Regions from separate parts of the Homo sapiens genome. Here region 1 is linked to region 2. Evidence: chromatin loops called from intact Hi-C (ENCODE). Cell type or tissue: mammary epithelial cell. All regions are shown on one strand. Links, peaks and the distances in the headings refer to the core of each region. The heading gives the core; the rest is flanking DNA.

Region 1 (10,903 bases), core at 1,903-6,902, 130 kb before region 2:
TTTTTTTTGCCTTGCTTCTAGAACTCCCTATTTCTAGCTGTGACCTGGGTTTGCTCCTGAGACTCCAGTCCCGTTCTCTCTAGTGAACTTAGCTGCTCATGTCCTGCTTCTACTCTCACTACCCATCAGCCCTGGATTTCAGAGTTGAGTCTTACCCTGGCGTTTCTACTAACACCTAGTCCTACCTTAAGAAGTGAGGGGTCTGTAAGCTTCACTGGAACCTTTTCCTTGGGGACGTAGAGAAAGTCCTTTTTTCTACCTTCTAGGAGTGAGTGGCTGCAGAAAGGGGAACTCTTCACGATTAAAAAGAAAATGTGATAAAGTCTCATCAACGTGCATAGGAATTTGCTCCTCAGGCTGGTTCACAGGGATGCCTATGAAGCATTTCTGAGAAGTGGATGTACTTCATGAAAGATGCGATGCATCAGCTACCCTACAAGATTTTGCAGTTGGGAAAGTAATGATCTAGGATTCATAGTTCTGGAGGACTAAGGCAGTTCGGAGTCATAGCTATACAAAAAGCAAGAATGGACAATATTTTGTGTCTTTTCTTTTGAGACAGGATCTTGCTTTGCCACTCACGCTAGAGTGCAGTGGCATGATCATAGCTCACTGTAACCTTGAACCCCTGGGCTCAAGTCATCCTCCTGCCTCAGCCTTCTGAGTAGCTGAGACTTCAGGTATGTGCCACCACACCTGGCTAATTTATTTTTAAAATTATTTTGTGTAGAGACAAGGTCTTGCCCAGGCTTACGTCAAACTCCTGGACTCAAGTGATCCTCCTGCCTTGGTCTCCCAAAGTTCTGAGATTACAAGCATGAACCATGGCAGCGGCTCTTTTTTCTTAAATTACGTTACTGACCACGTTTTGTACAATCCCTGTGATCATCGCTTTAGCCAATCTATGCTCAAATGTAACATTTATAAATGGAAATGACACTTCTTCCTGTAACCCGAATTTTCCTCTTAGTGCGATCAACTGCTGGATTAAATGACATAAAGAGTTCTTTAAACATAGTAAGTGTTCAGCACCTAATAGTTGTAACTATTGTTGCTTTTATCTAAATACTATAAAAATACATGCTATAGTTCTGAAAATTAGAGAACAGATGCCACAGATTACCAATTACCTACCTTTTCCTCCTCCTCCTCTTCCTCCTACTTTCTTCTTCTTCTTTTTTTTTTTTTTTGAGGAAGGAAGGAAAAGTGGAAGCCTAAAAGTTTGGGAATACAATCAACATCACTCAGTAGAATAAAAGAAAACTGAAATATGTTTCTTTACATTTTGTATTCCACTACTTTGCCAGTAGTTCACATGGCATTTTTTAATTAAGGAAATCTACTGTAGCTCTCTAAAGAAAAGCAAATTGGAATTACAAAGCCATCACTGGGGTGGCAATGCCCCCAAACTCACAATGTCAAAATTGTGTTTTGATGGTTACTAGGGTTTGGTCATTCAAAAGTAGTGTTGTTGGTGGGTTTGTTGTTGTTGTGTTGTTGTTGTTGTTTGGTTTGTTTTGTTTTTTAGAGACAGCGTGCTATGCCAGAAAGAACGTGGAGCTAAATCTAAACTCCAGTTCTGGATCTCCAGTCCCTAGATGTTCAGTTTGGGGAGGTTACTTTTCCTTTTCTATAATAATAATAATACTGACTCCATAGGACTGCTATGAGAACTAAATGAGATAACATAAAAGAGTTTAGTACACTCCCCGGCAATTGGCAGATGCTCATGTTCTTTTCTCTTTTTTTCTTTCCTTCTTGCTTAAAATGTTGGATTATTAATTGTGAACAAAGTCAATGTCTGTGGCAGTGAATAGAACCCCTTCTATCCATGTCTTTTATGCTGGGTGCTACTACTTGGTAGTCAGTAATGGATGTGCTGACATAAAGCGTTCCTTCCAAGAAGAATTTAAGTCAAGCGGAGGGCTGGAGCTTCTGTATTCTAAGGCCCATTTTCTGATCTGCAAATTAGACTTTTGTTGTTGTTGTTGTTTCCATGAAGAGTAGAAGTATCCTTATACTGGTTGTACAGAGTGCCATTGCCTGCTTGTAAACTGAATTTAATGAACAGTGAATTTGTGAGAGTGAGGCAGGTGGAAGAAAGGAGAAATGGGATTGATGGCCTCGGCCAATGCAATTTTACATATTCCTTGTTTTGGTATTGCTGGGATGTAGCCCTGGTCCTGATGTCATTTTGTAAATAGGCTCTTCCAGGCCATGTCATTTATCTCAAAATATACTCTCAGGTGTCTAAAAAAACTGTTCTTGACTGTTGCTTACCTCAAATTTAGTTTTCATATTTCAAAAACAGTTCCCTAGTCTTTTCATGATGGTTCTTAGTAGTTAGCATGCAACAGTTATTACACTGAGAATCAGCAAACTATGGCCCATAGGCCAAATCTGGCCTGCCCCGTGATTTTGCATGGCCTGAGAACTAAGGATGGTTTTAAGATTTTTTAATGTAAAAAATTTTTTAAAAGTTATTAGCCTTTAGGTGAGAACAGTTGCCTGAAGAATGTGAACATTGCCTCTTTGCCTGCAAAGCCTAAAATATTTTCTGTCTGCTCCTTTGCAACAAAGGTTTGCCAAGCCCTGTTTTATACTTACATCTGAGACATTCATCAAAATGACTGAGTGAAATCAAGGCATCCATAAAGTGGATTAATTGAAATGAATTAAAGAGGAGAATGTATTATAAGACAGTTTAGGATCATGTAATACATGCAGATTTTATCATTTTATTGATCCCCATAATATTTTAGATTTAGCAAATACTTTAGTAGTCTTCTAGTCCATGGGTTTTTGGAGACTTTTTAAGGCCCAATATTTAAAACAGATAATGGCAAAGCTGTTTCCATTGAAGGCATCCAGAACTCATGTACTATCCAATACTCATAGGTCTCCCAGGGCACTCTATGGAACCCCAAAAGTAGTGGCCCTCAAATGGAACTATTACTGGTTAAAGGCAACAAATTGCAAGAAGACACCTGCAGAAGCAGCCTGGGCCATTGTGGGAGCACTGACTAACGTGGCTCTCACTTAGGAAGAAACTGCCTCAGGACAGGTGGGGCTCCATTCTAGTTATGAGGTGCTAAAGGCTGGCAAAGAGATCAGAGGCAGGGGCAGTCCTGGTTTTATTCTGCCCAAGATTTTTTTTCCTAGAAAGGAAAGTATCTCAAATTCTTGAATATCAAGGGTTATGTTTTCGAAAATCTAAGCCTCTCCTAGACACATAAATTAAAGCCTAAAGTAAAGCAAATAATTGAAATATTGAACTTTAGGGACCCATCTAGTCACATTCTAACAGGGATGTCACATGCTTCCTCAAAATATATTTTCTAGCAGCAACAAGGATGTTTGAAATGGATATAACTGAAGGCTGAACCCTCCATTCCAGATACAGATAAAAGCCTTTACATAAAAATTATTTGAAAAAATGTTGTATATGGGCATAAACTCATGACAGCACGTGAGTACCTTCTAGCATCTATCTTGAGAGTAAAGTAAGCTAGGAGGTAACCTGAAGCGCCTGATGGCCAAATGGAAGATTGTGGTCAGAGTGTGAATAAAGGAGGAAAGGGGGTTCTCTGGAGTCATAACAAAACCAGCTTCATTGTCGATGCAGTTTCGCCCAGGGCTCATGATAATCGAAGAAGCTGTGAGCTCCTCGCTATAGCGTAATTCTCCAGAAGGGCTGTTGTTACTTCATTTTACACATCTAGGAAAGGGAGAGGCTCTTTGAGAGAGTTCAGAGTTGATTGATAGGTCATCCCTTGACTTTGGCTAGAATAATAGTGCATTAAAAATCAGATTGGCTGTCTATGCTAAAAATCTGTTTCCAAGAAGCCTTCACTGTGAAGTGATTTTAGAAGTCACGTGAAAGTAGAGTGGGTGGGATTGTCTCAGCATGCTCTGAAAGGGAGGAAATATCTTTTGTGGTCAACATGGTACAGGTAGGAGATAGTTGAGGCATGAGTAATGAGGAGATTGGGAACCCAGTATTTTTTACTGCAGCTTTGTTTTTTGTGGCCAAGTAAAACTTTTATTTCCAAAAAAAGGTGAGGGATCTTTCTGTAAGAACTTCCAGGAGTGATTGGCCACGTCTACCCCGTCTTTCTCCTTTTTTTCTGCCTTCCCACTCTGCCCCAATGAGGGTTAACATAACACACAGACCAGGAGGAAATGACAGATTTCCCACAGGGTAGTCTGAATAGTTTGCTTGTTCCAGCTATTTTACTGACTTTCTGTGTCATGAATCCTTCGAAGGTGAGTAGCAGGTAGGTTGGGAGGTGGAGAAAAGACAGAAAAGGTAGGAGATTTGAGGTTAGCTGTGTCATGCATTGCTTGGAAAGATCTAAGAGGGCTGTGTGAAAGGTTCATCCCAGAGAAGTTGATAGAGCTGCCAGATGATGCCATTCTACTGGTAACAAAATGTCTTTGTTCTGAAATGCAGATGTTTCCAGAGCTTTTCCTAACATGAAGTTAATTAGACCTGGTATTTAGGAATGCTTGATGGTACCTTTTGACATTTATGTGGATGGCATCAGCCATTATCTTCTAGTTGTATTGCAGGGTACTCCAGAGAAGCATATAAACCTGTATCCTCTTCCACACACTAACACCTCTTCCCTGGCTATAAATCCAGCTGCATGATGTGGAAATGTAATTGAGCAGCCTACGCAGAAGTTTGGAGCTCATGGGGGAATATCTGTTTGTAAGAGAACCTGAATATTCATGTAGCTGTCCAGACATCAATAAATTCTCATTTTGCTTTATTTATTTCTGTTCCCTAGAGAATAGCAGCACGCTTAAGCTCAAAGTTAATAGGCATGTTCTACAGAGCCGTGCCCTCACTTACCTTAATAGAACATCTCCCTAACACATTTGTTTATCCGTTGCCAGGTAGCTCTCCCATCAGGTGACATGAATATGTTTCCTTTGTCTTGGTGCATGGGAGACAGTTGCCAATGTTTGCTGTCAATTAGCTTGTGGTAGCATGTCAAGGATGTACGGGTGGTGTCATTTTAGTCTGACAGCCACCCGATCCAGTTGAGAAGGGATTGTTTCATTATCCTCTTATCAGGGCTGCTGGATAATGATAGTCTACACTGCAAAGTGGGAAGGAAAAAAAAGACAGGCAGAAATAATAGATTTTTAGGGATTGGCAATATTAAAAGTTTTCATGCCACAAGGAGAAGGGAAAGATTAGAGAGATGACTGTGCCAACCCTTAAGAAGCTACTTTTTCCTAATACAGGTAGGATGTGGAATGATGCCCTTCCTGATGCAGAGGCAGGGGAAGGGGGGAAATGATCAGACATTAAGAAGAAGGAAAAAAGAAAACCAGCTCCTTCTACTCATTGGCAGCAAGGCTAAGATTAGCTGAGGCCTCTCTCTCGTTCTCCAATTAACCTCAATACCAAACGCAGCCTTCCAAGTGACCCTGACAGGGCATTTTCCTTGCTAGAAATCTCTTTCTGGTTTGTGAATTTAGGTTCAGAGAGCATTTTTCATTGAAGGACAACACAATTAAATTGCTCCAAGGTGAAATGCAAAAAGACCGCAGAAGGTACCAGACCTTGTATTTTCACTATTGGGGGCCAAAACTTGAGTCACCCCCAATATTGGTAATTTTCTTCAGAATGCCTGAAGGGAAAGTCTTTCTTGACTCCTGAAAATTCTGGATCTTTATGCTCTTGGAGAAACAAACAAAAAGAAGTGCTGAAAGTGTAAAAATACTTCAAGATAAACTAAGCTTCAAGAGGGACAATTGTGTTGACATTTTAGTAACAGCCCATTTTCGCTCCTTAACGAAGTGCAGTCATGCATGAAAATGACTTGTTATCTTTTAAACTGAAATGCATTATGGGTTGTAACTCAAAAGGTGTGTATTACTCTACTCGTGCAAAATAAAGTACATTTTAACCCTTGAGGATTCTTTCACAGGCCCCACTTCATAGCAACTCATATAAAAAAAATAGAACAACAAAAAGCTTATTTGAGAATGGTATGTAAACTCTTCTGCATTTGTAAAGTAACACCACAGTTTATATTTGTATGAATTCTTCCATCTGTAGTTTAGATAGGAGGTCATACTTTATTCGAGATTTACCATTTGGGAGCAACATGTACCCTTATCTTTCCCTAGTTCTATTAATAATGGTAATAATTACAATAATATAAGTAGCCAAATAATAGCAACAGTGGTTTCTTGAGCACTTGACTGGCGTTCAGGCATATGCTCAGTGTTTTCTGCTCATTCTATAATCCTCGTCACAGTCCAGTGAGGTATTATCCTTATTTAAGATGAAGAAACTTAGGTTAAGTGATTTGCCTAGACACATTGCTATTAATAGCTAAGGCTAAGATTCTAATTCAGGTCTATCTGTCTCACATTGTGTATGCTTTGCTTTGTTCTGTTAATAACCACACTGACAATGTCTCTATAAAGTGCCCGATTTCTGATGAGGCTGAGGGAATCAGAATTTCTGTTGTCCAGCTGTTCCCGAACTTTTCCCAGCTCTAAAATTCTCCAGGGAGAGAGACAAAGAGACAAGATTGAACTCACCATTCACATGGGGCTTCTCATTCTTTTCAGTGTCCCTGTGAAAGCTCATTTACCCTGATTTCATTGATTAGCTTATCCTCCGTGCCTTGACCCTGGAAATACTGCCCAAGAGATGAATGGTGAGCCAACACCTCTTCCCATGTTCCAGCCACCAAGCAATAATGTCATTTGTCAGGATCTCAACATTACTCTAGCACTACTTATACGTGAATTCACAGTGTGTGGGTAATACCGGTTCCCCCTTTTCTATGAGAGCAAGCCTGCATGAGGAGCAGCACCATGGCCATAATGCAACCATGAATGACTCCAACGCAGATTTACAAAGCAGCTCAGTGGTTGCAGATCTGCCCGGTAAACCTCCCCTTGGTGCATTATTGACAACTGGTGGCCTTTCAGCCCAGAACATCATTCTTGCTTGTGGTAAAGGATGCATATAACTAATTGCTCACGAATAACCCTTCCTTGCCTTCCTTCTTTTCCTAGCAGTGGATCAATATGCCTCTAGCAAGTATCTGAAATCTTTATTTGGGAAAAAGCACATTTCCTACCAGCTGTTTGCTTTCTAAACCAAATAATTCAGTTAATTTCTTGCCTGAAGTAATTTTCAGAGCTGGAAAACTTCTCTCTTCAATGCTGAATTGCTTTCAGGATGGGCAGAAACAGAAATGGGAATATCCTTTTTGCACTCTAACCCACAGTTTGATGGCTACAGCTGCTTGTGTGTTGTTTGTGGTGGGGGATTAGTGGCTATTGGCAACAAGCAGCCTTTGCAAACAGAGTGTTCAGGGGCCCTGACACAACACTTTTATGTGTTTTCTTGAATCTGTCTTGCCTTTGGGAGGCAATATAGGGTGGTGTTCTGGGTCATGTGATCTATTAATAAAATCAGGCTTCCCGGATTTGAATTCCAGCCCCGCTATTTGCCTGCCACGTGACCTAAGCCAGGTAACTTAACCAGGAACCAGAAGAGGCCTCAAGTTCCTCATCAGCAAACTGGGGAAATGTTTATAAAGAACTTTGCACATTATAAATGCTCAATAAGTCTTAACTATTGATTCCAAGGTATCAAGGGGCAGCAAGAAGATGAAATGAAGCTGAGACAGGATCCCCAGCACCTACTACTCAAAGTGTAGTTTCCATACCAGCAGCCTCAGCACCCCCAAGACCTAGTGAGTCAGAATCTGTATTTTACCTTGATGATTTATTTGCACATTAAAGCTTGAGAAGCAGGACTCTTGCTGCTCACATAGTTTTAAACAAGAATGCATATTGGCTGTTTTTAATATACCTTAGCCTGACAAGGGAGGTCTTCATCCTTTCCCTCTGAAGTGATGAAAACACAGTTACCAAGCAATGCCTATAGTAGCCTTCCTCCGCTCTGGTGATGGCCTGAGACAAGTAATCTTTATTTGGGGATGCTACTAACACTCTTGGCCTCCCTCCATCCACACAATAAATATGTTACAGCTGAAGTAACCCCAAGGGTGCCCTGTTTATACCCATTAGAAATATAGATTAATGGTTTTCATTTGGACAAAGAGAACTGCATACTAACCAAATTAACCTGAGCTAAAGGTGCCAGCCTAGAATGCTCTGGTAGCCTATGAGATGGCATCTGAGAACCACATAGATCAACAGATGCTGCTTTGTTAAAATTATAAAGCTCAACTGAGTTACCTCCACCTACCTCTACTGTAGATGGATGAGAGACTGCAGTGAGCCAGGCCACTAAGAAAGAGAAAGCCCATGGCAGCAGGGAGGCCAGTAGCTGGCCTCTGCTGAAGACAAGGCTCACGTATTCATCTCAAGAACAGGATTTTATTTCCTCAGGGAGACTACCATCTCTTAATCACAAAAGCAATAAGAATTTCCAATATGTTCCTCTGCTGTGCTTAATCAGTTGTTCCAGCTGCCAGTCATCAGGTATGTCTGGAAGTTCACTTAGAAGCCCTCTTGCAGCCTTGAAAGCAGTAATGACCCCGGAGTTGACACAGACAATGAAGGCTGCTCCTGTGGGCAGCCTGTGTGTGTCGGCTGATTTGATGACAACAGTTTTGTTAATATTGCCCTGTATCCTGGAGGGATCAGCTCTCTTCCTTATGTTTTGATCGATAGGCCACAATTGTGTGCCCTATTCGTTGAGTTTGGAAAATTATTTTGAATGTGTATGAAAGGAAGTTTTTCCTTTTGCGAATGACATTACAGTTTTACTCTAAGGTGGAGATTTTCTTCCTGAGGTTAAAAATCACTTGGCAAAACCTGAACATTTGTCTGGAACCATATGTTGTGGTGGGAAAGTCTGTATGAAGTCGGCAGATATTCAGACTTAAAACATTAATGGAGATTAGCACCTGCCTGGTGCAGAGTAGGTGCTGGAAAATTGTGTTTGGAAGAATGAATGCATAAAAGAATATTCCTAGACTGTAGTAATTAATAAAGATTGAATTCTGGATGCATGACTGTGATATGGTCAGAAATTCCTAGAAATCAGGATAAGTAAAAGAGCATTTCCTATGCCACAGTGGATCATTGGCAGAGACCAAGGACAATTCTGTTGAAGCCACAGCTCTCTGACTCCAGAGTGTTGTCCATTTTTTTTGAAGGGTATGTGAGATGGGGATTGGATAAATGTTGGAAAGCATGCTTGTGTCTGTTGTTACTTCCTCCAAATTTCTGGTCATCATCTTGGTCACAAGCAACGTCTACAATGAGCAGTCATGGCCTGGACTTGGCATGCAAAGTGCTGTCATGTAGACACTGACTTACAGGCTTCTACTAGGTTGTAATCTCACCTTCTCACCAGAAGTAAGATTTTCCTATACTATAGAAAGTAAAGGCAAGTCATAGACCTTGTTTTCCAGAGAAGTGATTTCCTCCACCCTAGATAAGAAGTACATTTTCCAAATCCAGTTTTTAAATTGAACCCTAAAGCCCTCCCTTTCTTGTTCTCATGGGGCCGTAAAAGAGGACCACTGCCCATTTCTGTCCCCTTCACCAGCCATAGCATTCAAGGGAAGGGCTATGGATGTGGGCTTGACTGGTGGTCAGTCAACACCAGTTGACGTGGGCTTGACTGGCAGTCAGTCAAACCAGCACAGCTGGAGGGCATATTCTGGAGCCCTCAGCCCTATACCTGACACCTCGTGTGCCCCACCTAGCATCCCCTTCACCACCTGTTTCTAGTGGCCTTTGCTAATGCAGCCAGCTAATGCACCAGCCGTAGCATGGTAGCACCTCTCCTCAACTGCACCATGTCCCTCTGGCTTTCTTCCCTGAGGCTTCTCTGATACCCTGATGTTGGGTATCTGTGAGAACATTTAGCCACTCTGGTACACGTGCCCCTCAAAGTGTGAGCAAATTAATCTTGACCAATGGCGCAACCGTCAACAAATGAAAAATAGGAGTTGGTGGATAAATGTTCCTTTCTGTCCCTGTCCTAGTCACTGAGCCCCGAGATTCCATGGGCATTTATATCTTGTTCATCTTTGTTTACTCAATGAACATGAACTGATGCTGTTTGGAGATACCAGGCACCGAGGATGTCTTGTTTCCTGTCCCAGGACCTAGCTTCATGTCTGCCAAATGATAGGTACCCTATACATATTTGTGGAATAATTGCCCGCTAAGAGAAGAATAAAAAGAACACAGTTAACTCTGCATATAGAGCAAATGTAATGAAGTAAGTAGAAAAAGGTAGAGGACATCACAGAAAAAAGCTCAGTAGTATAAATTGTCATAATACATTTGAGTGTGGTCAGTTGTCTGGTTTGGCCAGAGCTTAGGATGCATTGTGGGGCCACAAATGAGTGCATTAAAGTGCTTTTAACACTGTCCAATGATTTATACTAATAGGTCTTGGTATTTTGGTAAAATCGATATATAGAGGTCTGCTCCCTTCATTAAATTACAGTTTCCCCAAGGGCAGGAACACACATAGAGTATCAAGTACGTAATAGACACTTATCAATATGGAATATAAAAATAACGGCTGAATGATAGATGGGTGAACAGATGGATGATGGGGCAGGTGGATGATGGATGGTTTTTCCTGGCTGTTAAATGGGATGAAAGAGAGGTCCTAAACCAGGCTTAACTCTGAGCGAGTGGCAGGCTACAAACAATCCCCAATTTCCCAGCCTATGTCATTGTAGCTAATGCCAAGTATAGCTAATACAGACCTCTGAGAAGCAGCACACTTTCTGTTGGACCATAGAGTAGAGCACAGAGTGTGCACACCAAGTTTCCTTGTTGCCCATTGGGTTGTAAACAGCAGGGGCAATGCTTCCCTTGTGATGAACACATGCACATACATACAAAAAAACCTCTGGGGAAAAAT
Region 2 (10,903 bases), core at 3,487-8,486:
TTTAATATAATTATCTATAAAAAGAGATTGTGGTAATGAAAAATTGGCTAGTAAAGAGAATTCTAAAGAATATAAGGATAGCATGTACAAGGATCATACCCCCTAGGACTCAGAAAGAGTGCCCAAAGAAAAGGAAAATGACAGATCTAATTAGCAAAGAAAAATTATAATTTAAAAAATTAACAAAATAGACAAACTACTAGTTAGCTTGATCAAGAAAACAAGGAGTAGGCACAAACATATCAACTAAGAAGTGGCAAGGGAGATAAAACTGTCAGAGCAGAATAAATATAAAATATAATAAAAAGCCACTTCACAGGTTTCTAAGGCAAAAAATTTGAAAGCCTAGATAGGGTGGATAATTTCTTAGGTAAATGAAAATTACCAAATTTGACACCGTTAGGGTAAAAGCTTAAACAGACTAATTTCTACAAAAAATATAAAATTAATAAGGAAGTAGCCTACACCAAAAAAGTTACCATGTCCTGTTGGTTTCATGAGTGATTTCTACCAAATCTTCAAAGACCAGATTATTCTAGTAATTGTTTTAAAACATTGAAAAGAAAGAAAAAATTCATAATCCTTTATGGGCAAGCATAAAACTGATACATTTATTAGATAAAAACTATTAAGAAAGATAATTACAGACAAATATCATTTGTGAACATTCTTGTAAAAATTCTGAATGAAAAATTCCCAACCCAGCTGGGATTTTGAAAAAAAAAAAAAAAAATTGGGATGGGGTCTTTTTAAAGGTGTGGCAAAAGTTAAGGGAATCAGCAAACAAAATATTAGCAAATAGAATCCACTACCACATTAAAAAGAATGATACAGGCCCAATGTGGTGGCTCACGCCTGTAATCCCAGCACTTTGGGAGGCCAAGGTGGGTGGATCATGAGGTCAGGAAATCGAGACCATCCTGGCCAACAGGGTGAAACCCCGTTCTCTATTAAAATACAAATAAAATTAGCTGAATGTGGTGGCGTGCCCCTGTAGTCCCAGCTACTCGGGAGGCTGAGGCTAGGGAATCACTTGAACCCAGGAAGAGGAGATTGCAGTGACCTGAGATGGCACCACTACACTCCAGCCTGGCAACAGAGAGAGACTCTGTCTCAAAAAATATATACATAATAATAATAATAATAATAATAATAATACAATATGACGAAATAGCATATATTTAAAGGATACAAGTTGGCTCAACATTAGGAAATCTATTTATACAATACGCTATATTGATAAATCTAAGGAAAATTTATATGTCTATTTCTATAGATCCTGAGAATGCCTTTGACAAAATTCATTACCCATTCATAATAAAAACCCTCAAGGAAATAGGAATTGAGGGCTACTTCCTTAACATTATAAAGTATGTATATCTCAGTCCTAAAGTTAGTATTTTGTTTCATGAGGAAACACTAGAGGTATTTTCATTGTAATCAGCAACATGCAGGATTTAAACATTGTACTGAATGTGTTGGCCAATGCACTTAGATGAGAGATCAATTAGAGGGATAAGAATGGGGGAAGAAGTAGTAAAACTGCTTGTATTTGTAGGTGATATAACAGTATACTTTGAAAAACCCAGAGAATCAATAATAAAACCAACTCAATAAAGTAATTCAGTGAAGTAGCAGGTTATAAAATTAACATACCAAATCAGTAGACTTCATATAAAAAACAACACTTAGAAGACATAAAAGTAAGGAATGCCCATTTGTATTAGTAGCAAAGGAGATTAAGTGCTTAGGAATACATTTAACCAGAAATGGGCAAAACCTATATCTGGACAATTTGTAAGCACTCATGAAAGACACAAAAGCAGACTTTAACAACTGGGAATTCATTTCTTGTTCTTGGCTAGGATAACAAGATTAAGAGATATCAGTTCTCCCTAAGTTAATTTCTAAATGCAATGCAATTCCAATAAAAATACCAAGCTATTTTATAGACAAGTTGATACTAAAGGTCATATGGCAAAACAAACATGCAAGAATCACTAGGAAAGACTGAAAAAGAACACCTACAAGGGGGGAATAGCACTGACAGACATGAAAACATAATATAAAGCTTCTGTAATTAAAACAGTGTGGTACTGGCACATGAACAGACAAATACTATAGTCAGTAGGATAGAATAGAAAGTTCGACATTTGACCCAAATACATATGGATCTCTCTGTACTTCTCTCTTTCTGCCACATGAGTATATAAGGAGAAGTCAGCAGTTTGCAGTCTGGGAGAGGGCCCTCACCAGAACTCCACCATGTTGGCACTCTGACCTTGGGCTTCCAGCCTCCAGAACTGCTATAAATATTTATTATTTAAGCCACTCAGTTTATGGTAATTTGTTATAACTGGACAAACTGACTAAAACATGAGCCCTCATACATTGCTGGTGGGAATATGAAAAGGTGTAACTGCTTATAGAACACAGTTTGACAGTTTCTCAAAAAGTTAAACATAGAATTACTGTATGACCCAGAAATTCCACACTCCAGGTTATATACCCAAGACAACCGAAAACAAACATTCACACCAAAACATGTGCATGAACCTTCACAGCATTATTATCTATAATAGCCAAAAAGTAGAAACAGCCCAAATGTCCATCAACTGAATAAATAAAAATATAGATAGACAAAATATGGCACATCCTTACAATGGAATATTATTTAGCCAAGAAAAGGAATGAAGTACTAATACTTGCTACAGCATGGATAAACCTTGAAAATATTTTGCAAAGTGAAAGAAGCCAGATAAAACAAAAAGTGACATACTGTATGAAGAGTCAAATCTACACAGACAGAAAGTAGACTAGTGGTTGCCAAGGGATAGGTGAAGGAGGGAGCAATTGGGAGTAATTGTGAACAGTTACAGGGTTTCTATTTGGTAATGGAAATGTTATGGAATTAGATAGTGATAATGGTTACACAACTTTGCGAATATACTAAAAAAGTCACAGAATTTCATATTTTAAAATAGTAAACTTTAGGTTAAGTTTCACCCAATAATTAAAACAAAAAAAAAAAAAAACCCACACAAACAAAAAACATTTTGCCATCTAGCAAAGGAAAAAATATTTAGAAAGGGTAAGCTCCAGTTTCACAGAGGCCTAGATTTGGAGAAGAGAAGTGATACTAAATTGATCAATGGAAAAGTCTGCCCCTTTGGTAACTCACTTTCCATATGCACTCTTTACACATTTGAACTCTCGTGCACTCTGAAAACAGACAGTTCAATATAAATGTGAATAATTTCACAGGATCTGCTTACATTCTGATATCCTTTTCTCTGCCTCTTCTCTCTCTGAAAACAACTCCATTTGAATTCCAAATTCTTTTGGATCCCATAGGGTGATTTTACATCACTGCACCACACAAAAGGAAGAGATAAGGGTTATATGCGGCTTTTCTATCTTTAGTGAATCTAGAACCAAACATAGATAAAACCAAATGAGATAGATAGTGTGGGTGAAATAGCCTGGGAAAGCCCTGAATTTTTTCTATCCTCAGAATAAAAACGGACCTTGCATTCAACCATCCTGGGTTCTTAGTAAAAGGGAAAAGTAGGGATAAGAGGGCTGCTTATCCACCCCCGCCCACCCTTTTTCTAGAGCAGCTCCACAGATTCTCAGTCTTCCTAAGCAAGGTCAGACTATGCAGGAGTGTCAGGGAACTCAGAGCGGTGGCTTTAAATGGAAATTTCTAGAATAAAGTGTTACATACATTTTTCCTACATACCGACGAGCTTGACGAGAATTACGTTAGAAACATTGGTCTTTCACATCTTCCTCTGCATGTTTGATGGTTTTTTGTTGTTGTTGTTTGCCCTGATTTATGCATAGGCCAGAGTGAATTCACTCTGAAAGTGAGTAATTCTTGACTGCCAGGTAACACAGTGAGGTATATTGTCTAATTCTGCATGAAGCCCTTAAAATATCTGTATTCATGTTAAGGTATATCAAGCAGTGAGTATTCCTCATAAGAGTGTGTCCCTTCTCCTTGTGGTGAGGTAACAAAACAGATGGCTTTGGTGTGCATTTCTCTCACCTAAACTGTCAGTGAGCCAGCCATCTTGTCTCGATTATACCAACATTCCAGTCCTTGCAAAATGTAGAACAGACGCTCTTCATTCAGCATTGGCTTCAGTTGTGAAAAAAACATAAAGCATTTACCCACTTAACATAATAGTGATCACCTAGGAGGTGCTGTATATTTTCCTTTAAGTTGATATGAGTGATTATGTTTTCAAGTCACCTTTTTTTTGAGAGGGAGTCTAGCTCTGTCGCCCAGGCTGGAGTGCAGTGGTGCGACCTCGGCTCACTGCAACCTCTGCCTCCTGGGTTCAAGTGATTCTGTTCCCTCAGCCTCCTGAGTAGCTGGGATTACAGGTGCCCACCACCACGCCAGGCTAATTTTTCTTTTTTTTTTGTATTTTTAGTAGAGACAGGGGTTTCACCCTGTTGGCTAGGCTGGTCTTTTTTGACCTCGAGTAATCTGCCTGCCTTGGCCTCCCAAAGTACTGGGATTACAGCCATGCACTACCGGGCCCAGCCACATTTTCATGATTATGGGAATTCAGTCTATTCTAATTTCCTGAAGTAAAATTTTCTACTATAGTTTTGGGTGGATAAGAATTAGGTGAGTGGAAGAGAGTGGAATTTTAAGCATTCAACATCAGTTTTAACTTCAACTAACAGGAATTTCCCTCCTTTAGGAGAGGGAGCAAAATTTTAAGAACTCATATCGAGGAACTTTAAACAATTTCCCTAGTATTTCTTGGGATCAGTTTACCTTCTAGATCTCTCTCTTAGAAATAGATCTTTTGAACCTGATGTTCAAAAAGATAAACCTAACTAACTAGAGGATTCCCAGTGATCAAAAGAAAGAATTCAAGTGTGGTCGTTCTACTACTATGCTGAGTAAGACATGACAGATGGTTAATGCATTTATAAAAACTATTCAGTGATAGTGGTTTAAATGAGAAAATTTGGGGTTAATGTTTAATTAATTATCCAATTCAGTTGATTTGGGCCACAAACTTTCTGAGTAATTGAGATTTTATGAGGATTTATATATAAAGCTGTGTACATACATGCCCTCTTTAAGAATTCCTAGAAACATTTATTTGGCTATAAAGACCTTGCCTTAAAAATGTGATATATAATTAAGTTACTTTTATTTTTTTTTCAGTGAAAACATTCATTCAAAGATAGTGCTGTGTTTTAATCTGGAAACATTATTTAGCCCTTGCTTTGTTTGAGAGAATCCTGCCCTGGCAACCCTCTATAAGCCCTCATTTGACTTCACTGGCCAAAATCCATTGATTAGAGGCCCCTCTGGGAGTTAATGGGGCAAATGTCGGGGCAAGAGGAAAATAAAGGATGCAATATCCAGTTCCCACCACCAATTCACCAGCCCAGGCTTGTCTCACAAGCTTTGCGATTAATCATGCTCCTTCACCTACCCTTTGTTTACATTTGACAGAGTCCCGCGGAACAGAAAATAGCTAAAGTAGCAAGGAGAAGCAAATTTGGCAGAGCTCTTCAATTAGAAGCTAATGATTAAATTCATTTGGTATCCTTTGTGCCATAATGACATTATTTATAAGAAATTCTTTTGGTGAGAATGTAACTGCCTTTTACACTTCCAGCAACATTTCTCATCCATTATCACTAAATAATCTTTAGTTCTTGTAAATCCCTTAGCAAAGTCTTCTTATAAAAGAATTTAAAAAGGAATAAAACCTCTGAGATATTACAGGGTTCTTGCTGTGTACCTCCCATAGACTTGGATGAGAACTGCTCAGCTTAAACCCTGTACATTGCTTTGAAGATCCAATTCATGTACCCGTAATTCAGGAGGGGAGAAAAAAAAAGACAGCCATAAATATTTGCATCAGAGCTAACATCTGCACTGGTTTGTGATATTTTTTGGGGTGGAAAAAAGAGGAGAGTAAAACTCTGATGTTTATTTGCAGCCGCCTTTTTTGGGAGAATTTCAGTCTATCTCCTGGGTGCGAGGAATTAGAATTTACTTTGGAGAGCATGGATTGGGCAGAACTGGAAGACTAGGGTGGGGATGGAAATGAGAAGGAGAGAAAGTAAAGAATTTTTGACATCTAACTTTTATTATTAAGAAGCCACTTATATGTTTGTTCATATATGCCCCTGAAATGTAGCCTTTTTCCCCCAAAAGGGCATGGATGAACACCTGTCACATGCCGCTTTCTGCAGCTGCCAGTGATTTCAGCTTCCCAAGGTATGGACTTGCAGCTGCCAGATGAGCGACTTTCATGATTGCAGAGTTTCCTATTTTTAGTCAGACTTGCAGGAAATTGCGGGCATCTCTGTTTTATTTACTTGGTTTCAAAATGTTTCCTGCATGAGTTTCTTTTTTCAGCAGAGAAAATAAATTGTAGACGATATTATCTGTGGACTTCAAAAACATTCTCCATTGGGCAGTGGGCTCCTCTTTTTACAGTCTGTAATGTAGGTCTTGAATATTTAACAAAGTCCTGAGTTTCTCGCCATCAGTTTCTATAAGTGATTTTTCTTCCTTTATTTCAGAAGTGAAAGAAATAATCTAATAAATGGAATTTTACTGAGTGTATGTTGAGTAGTACTGCTTTCTGCTACAGGACCAGCATGGTCAGGAAAGAGCAAGATAACTTCCTCCCCACTCCACTATGCTGAATAAACTCTCATAACACCAAGTCACCAAATGAAGGTTCAGGATCAAGATTGTTAATTACTATATTTTATCTAATCTATGAGGCTGCTAAAAAAGAAAAAAAAAAACCTGCCAATTAATTCTGATGCACCATCAATTGAATGACTGATTTCAGAGTGTTAAATGTAAAAAAGAGTGTATCTTTGAATTGAAGAAAAGTCATAATTAGTCCACAATTATTTCCCGAGCAGTTTGTGTGCCTGCCCCTTGGATGCTAGTGGAAATATGAGACATGGCCCTAGTGTTAGGGAAAGTATGGGGTGATAAGACTATCACACATGGACCTAAAAGACAAACAGCCGCCTAAATATAATGAACAAAACTGAATGCCATGAGGCTGCAGAGAAAGCAGAGGTGGGAGTCAGGAGAAAATCTCAAGAGAGTAATTTAGAGGAACAACACAAACTGCATCTTAAGGATAGTCCTATGGGTAGAGGAGAACATGCTAGGGAAAGACAAAAGCTCGGATAACAGTGGAAATGACAGGCAAAGATGTAGTGTGGACAGGCTCTAGAAGCAAGCTACCTAAATTCAAATCTCAGCTCAGCCTTGCTTTAACCTCTTCCTGCTTCAGTTCACCCATTTGTTGAAGGGAATTAAATTTGTTGCTGTGGTTATAATGTAACTTTATAAACAACAGGTAATTAATAGTAAATAACTCAAAAAGTAATAACAATGGCATGTGTAGAGGAGAAAAATGCTTTTCTGTTACTCTCTTAGGTTCAGTTCCTAGGGTCTGTGAATTAAACTGACAAAAGACAGAATAATAGAAGAAAAGGCCTACACTCTTTATCGATGTTAATATGTTTGCATAAACAGGGGCTTCACAAAACAGAAGTAAAAATCCAAAGAAGTGGTTAGACTTAGGGGCTTGTATACCATTTTTACAAAGGGTGATAAATTGTGGAAAAGTAACTAGACAAAGGAAAAGGGGGTTGGGTTTCTAGGGCCAATAAATTGTGGGAAAGTGACTAGGAAATATATTGCGAGAACTAATGAAAGGTAAGGGTTATTTTAGGAAGATCTGTTTATGGACACTCTACTCAGTGCTGACTCTCCACCTCTGGGGATGAGGGTCGCTCTCCTCATTGTGGTACAGAAAAAGCAGGAGTATTCATGCTACCTTCAAAAAGGGAAACTTAGGCCTTGCTTCCAGGCAGAAAACTTTTCCTTTATGTGTTTATTCTAACTGTCTTGAGTAAAAATAATCAATATGCCAAAGTTGCATATTTGGGGGTATGATATCCTGGTCCCTTTCACATATAAATGACTTAAGTGACTGGAACATGAAGGGAGAGGAAGAGAACCTGGAAGAAAGAATTGTTGTTGGATATTTGGAAGGGTGAAGCTACGTTGACTTCTATACTATTCCTTAAACACAGGAACACATTGAAGCACCAGGGCCTTTGCATAAGCTAATTCCCTGGCCTAGAATACTCCTTCTTTAGCCGGCCATCTGACTTGCTCCTTTGTCCTTCTGGCCTTTGTTGAAATGCAGTGCAATCTTTTTTTTTTTTTTTTTTTCTGAGACATATTCTCACTCTGTTGCCCAGGCTGGAGTGCAGTGGCATGATCTTGGCTCACTGCAACTTCCGCCTACTGGGTTCAAGTGATTCTCATGCCTCAACCTCCCAAGTAGCTGGGATTACAGGCACCCACCACCATGTCTGGATAATTTTTGTATTTTTAGTAGAGATGGGGTTTCAACATGTTGGCCAGGCTGGTCTCAAACTCCTGACCTGAAGTGATCTGCCCACCTTGGCCTCCCAAAGTGCTGGAATTACAGATGTGTGCCACTGCACCTGGCCTGGCCTGTTGAAATGCAATCTGATCAGTGAGGCCTTCTCTGACCACCCTATATGAAATAGTACCAATATCTCTGCTCTGCCACTTTCCATTTCCTTTACCATACTTAAAAAATAGCCCTTGTTAATAAATATTTTATGTGCGTATTTATTTGGTTAAGGGTGTGTGTGTGTATATATGTATGTTTGTGTGTTATTATTCTCCAACAACTAGAATGGATTAAGAAAGCAGGGCTTAGATGGATAAGAATAATAGGAAAGAAAAAGTCTTCAAGGCTGAAAGACTTGGAATATCTGTATAAATAACACACCAACGGATTCCACTGCCTCTGATATATAGTTTACTTTTAAATAACAAGAGCAAAAACTGTGGAGCCACTTGAAGGCAGAGAGTATATCAATTTTTGTAACCTCAGCACCTGCTCATACCCTATTCTATGAGTGAATGAAGAAGCAACATCTCCCTAGATGGAGATGCCTCCATGGGAGAGAAACACATTCTCCTGGCTCATTAATTGAAACCATGGCTCCGAGGGTTTGGGATTATTCACTGTGGTAGGCTGAATAATGGCCCCTCAAGGTATCCAGGTTCCAAACTCTGGAAAACATGAATGTTACCTTATAGGCAAAAAGGACTTTGCAGATGTAAATTAAAGATTGTTGAGATAAGGAGATTATGCTAGATTATCTGAGGTGGGCTCTTAATGAAATCACAAGTGTTTTTACAAGAGGGAAGCAGAAGGAGATTTGACTATAAAAGAAGAAGCCAATGTGATGATGGAAGCAAGATACTACACCGCTGGCTTTGAGGATGGACGAAGAGGCCAGGTGCTAAGAAATGCAAAGAATGTGGCTCTAGAGAACGGAAGGAAGAGAAGGAAATGGATTAGAGCTTCAGCAGTGTGCATGGCCCTGGGCTTCTGATCTCCAGAGCTGTAAGAGAATAAGTATGTGTTGTTTTAAGCCACAATTGGTGGTCATCACTAATTTGTTACAGTGGCTATAGGAAGCTAATACACTCACCACATTACTTTGGTGTTACTTCATAGACAACATACTCAGTGTGCATTTGTTCAGGCAGTCATAGTCCAAGATAATAGACCTAGCTGTCTTAATTAGGAAGTTTCAAATTTTATGAAGGCTTAAAGTGGAACTTTATTTTACACTTCCCTTCATCAAAATGTTCAATCACTGGCTATAAATAGTGGTTCTCATTGTTTTTCAGCTTGTCCTACTTTAGGACAAAAGGCAATGTGAACCAACCAATGAGAATTCTCTGAGGACCTACTATGTATTGGTATTTGAGGCATAAAGGAGCTTTTCACCAGTTAGTCTAACCTGTATTACACTGGTAATGGAATTGGGATGTGAAGAACTCATTTAAAAAAGTACATAAAGAAAGCTTTAGGGCTGGGCGCAATGGCTCACGCCTGTAATCCCAGCACTTTGGGAGGCCGAGGCAGGCAGATCACTAGGTCAGGAGATCGAGACCATCCTGGTTAACACGGTGAAACCCTGTCTCTACTAAAAAAAAAAAAAAAAAAAAAAAAAAAATTAGCCGGGCGTGGTGGCGGGAGCCTGTAGTCCCAGCTACTCGGGAGGCTGAGGCAGGAGAACGGCGTGAACCCAGGAGTGGAGGTTGCAGTGAGCCGAGACTGTGCCACTGCACTCCAGCCTGGGGGGACAGAGTGAGACTCCATCTCAAAAAACAAAAAAAAAAAGAAAAAAAGAAAAACCAAAAAAAGAAAGCTTTGAAAACCAAAATGCTACACATATAAACGTATTTTTATTGGCTAATATTGTGTCAGGCGCATGTACAGCTCAATAAATATAATATTTAAATGACACAGTTTCTGTTGTTAAGATGCTTACAACTAGGGAAAAATATTTACATGGGAAATACTAGAGTTTCTAGATAAGAAAATATTTTTCAAAACCCTAACAGTTGAAGCAATATGATCCTGGTGCAGGAATCAACAGATAACTGGAATGTCACAAATCTCTAAGAATAGAATAAGAATTTAATTTATAATGTAAGAAGCATTTCAAATAATGGAGAAAAAACAGATTAGTATGACAAAACCATCTAACATTTTGGGGGGGAATGTTTGGTTCCCTATCACATACCTTACATCACAATATCTTAGCAGGGCTATGGATTTTTAAAAACACATGATACAATAAATTAATAAAAGAGCACAGGTTAATATTTATTTTGGAGCTCAAAAAGTATTTTTTAAAACAGTGCACAAAATAAAATGCCATAAATTAAAAATTTTTTAAGTTTTATCACAAAAAAATTAATGTGTTGGTTTGTCCAAAGAGATCATACATATTACAAATACAAAGAATCTGAAAACTAATT

The links. Hi-C counts contacts between places; a loop is a spot of excess contacts. Peaks named below come from ENCODE experiments on the same cell type or tissue, not always from the same donor. Only the 100,000 strongest peaks of a DNase experiment are listed, where the experiment ranks them.
Region 1: it touches region 2 in a loop (3-fold over the local background); 1 of 110 quality-filtered maps calls a loop at or near these places.

Annotation. Positions count from the first base shown.
Region 1 is chr9:3,881,354-3,892,256 of GRCh38, reverse strand. The region is part of intron 7 of GLIS3 (GLIS family zinc finger 3); the gene reads left to right. Among named protein-coding and RNA genes, the nearest start is that of GLIS3-AS1, 12 kb to the left of the region's middle. In mammary epithelial cell, for the core only: no CTCF peak of the experiment used is centred there; a DNase peak (open chromatin) is centred at 4,226; H3K27ac peaks cover 1,475 bases.
Region 2 is chr9:3,754,770-3,765,672 of GRCh38, reverse strand. No RefSeq gene overlaps it. Among named protein-coding and RNA genes, the nearest start is that of RFX3-DT, 92 kb to the right of the region's middle. In mammary epithelial cell, for the core only: a CTCF peak has its summit at 5,404; a DNase peak (open chromatin) is centred at 5,442; H3K27ac peaks cover 378 bases.